Regions from separate parts of the Homo sapiens genome. Here region 1 is linked to region 2. The links are chromatin loops, found by intact Hi-C in ENCODE. Cell type or tissue: heart right ventricle. All regions are shown on one strand. Links, peaks and the distances in the headings refer to the core of each region. The heading gives the core; the rest is flanking DNA. Region 1 overlaps LOC107985243 (a long non-coding RNA gene). Region 2 holds the start of LOC107985243 (a long non-coding RNA gene).

Region 1 (2,831 bases), core at 228-2,727, 47 kb after region 2:
CCAGAAACTGTTACAATATTTCTGGAACTCGAAACCACCCATTGCTCTGCATTAATTAAGGCAATGGTGTATTCTATATAAGAAAAAATAAGGTAGATATTTTATATAGTTTTAAAACATAAACTTCCTTTCCTTATTCTGTCCAAAATGTTAAGATGGATCTAAAAATAATGGTTAAAGTAAATTAAATTTTAATGATGGAGTTTTACACATCATTTGGATGGAGGTTGTAATTGGTTTTTATTTGTATGCATAGTTTACAAATGTTCTTGAATAACCATTTTAAAGATACTCACATATGCTTTGCAGATCAGTTATCCCAACCTTCTTATCACAATCATGAAAGAGTTATTTGTAATCACATCATTTCCCCCCTTTTGAAATTTGCCTTATTCTGGTATGTGTTTTTATCAGTGGCTTATTAAAATTTAGTCAAGTAACCAGCTTCCCTAGACCACTCAAGAGTAATTTGTTTGCTAAAATCATCAAAACTTAAGATTTCTAGGTGACAAGTTACTAACATAAACAAATTCTCATTATCTATCACAATTAACCAGACTGAGGCAGATTTTTCTCTAGTTGGCTAGAAGTGGTGAGTATGGGACACTGGGTATATGGTTGGCAGAAACATGAACGTTATTCTTTCCTTGTAACATGAGTCGACATGGAATTGGTGTTTGACAATTCAGAATCATAAAGTCTTGTGCATTTATTCCTTAAAAAATATTTATTAAGACATGTTTATGTGCTAAGTGCTAGGAACTTAAAATGGCAATCAAGACAGGCAAGATCAGGGCCATGATGAAACAAAAGGAATGAGATACAATGCTTGACTCACACTACAATACTTGGAACAAGCAGATTTCTAGTGATACTATTGTTTCTGGTGTCTAATAATTCCTCTGATTACTAAAAATAATGCCTTCCTTATTTTGATCTGAAGCTTTAAAGCTTCCACTCTTGTTCTTATTTCAAACTCTGTAGCCAAAATGTCATCTCTTTCATATAGAGGAACCTTGTCAAATTTAAAAAGATAGCTATCATATACCTCCTGACTTCTCTTTTTAAGGTTAAACATTCCCTTTGTCTTCACCCATTCCTCACGTGACATAGTATTGCATTCCTCACCTTTTGGGATAATCTTAATATACAATGTAATTTGTCAATGTCATTATTCAATTGCAATATCAGAACTATCTACCAAACTCCAGAAGCAGTACAACTAGCACAAAATGAAAGAAAAAGATGTAATTTCTTATTTTATTAAGTCTATCAATAAAGCCGAAGACTTATATTATATTTTATTATATTTTTATTTCTGAGGATTTTGTTTTCTGTGTTGTTGAGGGAAGGAATGATGAGAGCACACCACGGTATAGATTTTTAAAACTCCTTTTTTTCTGCATGGCTTTTGGTTAAGCCCCTATCTTCTTTCTACTGATCATTTGTGGTCAGCTTTTAAGCCCTTGATATGGTTTGGATTTGTGTCCCCACCCAAATCTCAGGTCAAATTGGAGGAGGGGCCTGGTGGGAGGTGGTTGAGTTTTGGGGACAGATTTCCCCCTTGCTGGTCTCATGATAGTGAGTTCTCATGAGATCTGATTATTTGAAAGTATGTGCACTTCCCCTTTCACTCGCTCTTTCTCTCCTGCTCTGCCATGGTAAGACATGATTGCTTCCTCTTCACCTTCTGCCATGATTGTCAGTTTTCTGAGGCCTCCCAGCCATGCTTCCTGTAGGGCCTGTGGAACTGGGAGTCAATTAAACTTATTTGCTTTATAAATTATGCAGTCACAGGTAGTTCTTTACAGCAGTGTGAGAATGGACTAATACAACCCTCATTACTGAGGTACAATTTTTAACTCCTACATTTTTTAATACTTGACTTAACTCAATTGTTCTTTCTGTTAAAACCAATGTAATTATGTAATTGACTCTCATCCAACACGTTGAGCCAGCTTAGAGTCAGCAATTGGCTTGATCAATATACTATCTATATCTTCATTTAATCACTGATGAAATGTTTATACTGTCTCTATGAGAAAATTCTTGATTTCCAGTAATAATCATTTTTTAAAAACTTAATCAAAAGGAATGAAAAAAAAATCCCAGAAGTATTTGGTCATTTGATTATCTACTGTGATGCGTTTGTATTAGGGCTTGAGGAAGGGGATGCACAATGCCTGAAAGGTAGTCACGTGTATCAGTGATGTGTAAGCATCAATGGGGTGATTATTTCAGCTGGATTTTTCTGAGACCCATATTCAGAAAATGATTCAGCCACTATGGGATGGAGCATTGGAATTTATCATCTAAGAAGTTTCCCTAGCAATTCTGTTGCAGATGGAGGTATCCCCTATGTTGAGGAACATTGATATATTGAAAATATCATCAGCTGTAAAGACAAATGAGCTGATCTCATATCATAGCCCCACTACCTATAGACAAGACTTACAATAAGGAAATTCGCCTCACTGAGCATGTTTCTTCATTTGAAAAATTAGGGTTTTAAAACCCATCTCATAATTTTATATTAAGATTTAATCAATATAATGAATATGAATCACCAGGCACATAATAGGTACTAATTAAAGATTTTTTTTCTCTTACCATTCAAACCCAAAATAGAGTACTGTTGTTAGATTAATGGTCAAACCGTGTCTGAAAAACATTTGAGTTATTGAGCACAAATTGTTTGGTTATATCAATAAGGCTGAGTATAGAAACAGCTAAAGATGTGATCTCAGCTCAGAGTAAAAGGTACCTTATCATTATAATTATCTCATGAGATTTTTGAGTCTTGGAGAAAATAAACTTAAGAACCACTGAAG
Region 2 (2,831 bases), core at 228-2,727:
CTAGATGTCTTTCAAGAGGCAAGAAAGTTTCTAGCCCCTCAGAAGAGGTTTGATGGGACAGAAGCTGATAAAAAAAAATTGTTTCTATGATTGTACTCCATATGTCCTTCCTGGTCAACATAACAGTTACATAACATGTCTATGGTCACACAACAGTCAAGGGTGATACTCGAAGTGGAGTTCATGACTGTCTGACATCTGAGTCTTTGCTGATCCAATACAAACAACTAGGATAAGCTTGAGTGAATATGGGACTAATAGAAAAATGGATTTTTTTTTTAATTTTTATTTTGAGACAGAGTCTTGCTCTGTTGCCCAGGCTGGAGTGCAGTGGCACGATCTCGGCTCACTGCAAGCTCCACCTCCCGGGTTCATGCCATTCTCCTGCCTCAGCCTCCCAAGTAGCTGGGACTACAGGCGCCCGCCACCGCACCCGGCTAATTTTATTGTATTTTTGGTAGAGACGGGGTTTCACTGTGTTAGCCAAGATGGTCTCGATCTCCTGACCTCGTGATCTGCCTGTCTCAGCCTCCCAAAGTGCTGGGATTACAGGCATGAGCCACTGCGCCTGGCCAAAAAATGGATTTTTTTTAAATTGAAAATTCAATTATTAAACATAATTGAGTATTTACATTTTACTAGGTCTTTCATAAATATAATAATGCTATTTATAAGACCATTTCTTTTCTTATATATGACATCTAGTTTATGGTTCATAACACATAGTTCAGGTATCTGCTGCTTTCAGATGCAATATCATTAGTAATTAAATGGTGATATTTTAGAAAACATGGAAGTTTGTATGAATTTGAGTCCTATTCCTGCCATTGATAAGTCTTCCATCTAGCTTCTCTGAGCTTAGGTTTTCTCATGTGAAAAAATATGGCTAATACTTACCATAAAATAAGTATTAATACTTGCTCTGCCAATTTTAAATGATTGCATTATAATAGAAATTATTGAATGTTTATAAATGAATGTAATTATATATATTTTATGAGTATATGTGTGTGTATATGTGTGTGTGTGTGTGTGTGTGTGTGTGTGTGTGTGTGTGTGTGTACATCTTTGTATGCTTGGGCTACCATAACAAAATACCATAGACTGGGTTGCTTAAATAACAGAGATTTGTTTTTCACAGTTCTGGAGGCTGGGATGTCCCAAATCAAGGTGCTGGCCAGTTCAATTCTTGGCAAGAGCTCTCTTCCTGGCATGCAGATCCCATGTCCTCACATGGCCTTTCCTCAGTGAGTGTGAGCTGAGTTGGGAAAGGGTAAGAGGAGAGAGAGAGAATAAAAGAAGAAGAGATAGAGAGATAGAGAGAGGTGGGGGCGGGGAGAGAGAGAGAGAAATAGAAAGAAAGAAATAATCTCTTCTTATAAAGACAGTAATTCCATCATGAGGGCTGTACCCTCAGGACTTAATCTAACCTAATAACCTCTCAAAGGAAAGCCCTGTCTCCAAATATTTTCAGGCTGGGGATTAGGGCTTTAACATTTCAATTTAGGGATAACACAAACATTCCATCTGTAAAGTGAGTGTGTGTGTGTATATGTGTGTATGTGTGTGTTAATACAATTCCATAAACATTTGAGTGCCTCTTACTTCAGTGATCTTTGGGAGATCTAAAAAAATGCTGAAGACACTCTGCCTTACCAGAAGTAGCTTATTATCCATTTGGTGTAGGAATGCAAGTGTACCTGTAGACAACTAACTGTAATAGAGAATAACATAAAGTAAGCACAATAGTGGTCACAAATCAAAGCTATGACAAAGTAGCATGGGTGCAATTAATTCCTTCCATGGAGGATGGATAATAAATCTAACTGGAGGAGAGAAGGAATGACTTATTAAAATTTATTATTTCAGTTGGGTGCTGTGGTAGAAATTACCAATGGTCATTGTTTACTAATAAGATGCTGATTTTTTTCAGTGTTAGGCTGGCAATGCTTCATGAACACTATCATTTGCCAAGGAATGAACACTGATTAATTAATATGGGTGTTCATCAACCCTTCTTTTATTATCTTTCCCTTCAAGAGCTTTTCTAGACTTTTTTTTTCTAATTACCTTCCCATATGAAATCTTAATATCACAGACATAATATACATCTATTTATGTGCTAAATGTGTATCTACCTACTCTTTGTACATAAAAGAGTAATAATTTTTCATCCCTCACTACCAATTATCACTCTCTTGGGCATAATAATGCTTCTGTTGGTTAAAGTCAATCATGGTATAATTCCTTTTCTGTAGGCAGAGCATGTGACGTAACCACAGTCAGTGAGCAACAAGGAGAACCCTGAGAAGGCACATAAACCTGCAAATGTGACACTTGCCGCCTTTAGATATGGTCACATCAGGATGTAATGGTGAGAACCTTAACTATTTTCTTACTATGCAGGAAAACTTAGAAGGATTCAGGGAAGCTATTATAATATAACTTTAAACATTTTGAGCTACTAAATTAACCAACCCTGGATTTACTCTTCTTCCAGTCTTCTTGATGTGTGAGATAATAGATGTCCTTATTTGTAAAGGCATATTTAATTAATATTCTCTTACTTGAAACTAAAGAATCTTATCCAATATGGGCATCCAAATATGATAGCCTTTTGATAGGCAAGGAGAACTATTGACAGGCTCGGAGAATATCATGGCAAATGTACAGAAACATGAAAGATCAAGGGAGGCTCAATGTAGACTGAATTTTTTATAAGAATGCAAAAGTAGAGACTGTTATGGGATTTCAAGAAATATGAGGCTAGAATGATACAGTGAGTCCAGATGGTGAGGCATTCTTAAATAATTTGTTTGATTTTTTTTAAA

Evidence for each region. Peaks named below come from ENCODE experiments on the same cell type or tissue, not always from the same donor. Only the 100,000 strongest peaks of a DNase experiment are listed, where the experiment ranks them.
Region 1: a loop joins it to region 2, with 7 times the contacts of the local background. A loop is called at or near these places in 2 of 110 quality-filtered maps.

Annotation. Positions count from the first base shown.
Region 1 is chr1:199,130,993-199,133,823 of GRCh38, reverse strand. All of the region lies in intron 1 of LOC107985243 (a long non-coding RNA gene), which reads left to right. Among named protein-coding and RNA genes, the nearest start is that of LINC02789, 16 kb to the left of the region's middle. In heart right ventricle, for the core only: no CTCF peak of the experiment used is centred there; no DNase peak of the experiment used is centred there.
Region 2 is chr1:199,178,318-199,181,148 of GRCh38, reverse strand. All of the region lies in intron 3 of LINC02789 (long intergenic non-protein coding RNA 2789), which reads right to left. It overlaps LOC107985243 (a long non-coding RNA gene), which reads left to right and starts at 2,327. Exons shown (of 3, transcript XR_001738357.2): 1 at 2,327-2,374. In heart right ventricle, for the core only: no CTCF peak of the experiment used is centred there; a DNase peak (open chromatin) is centred at 1,210.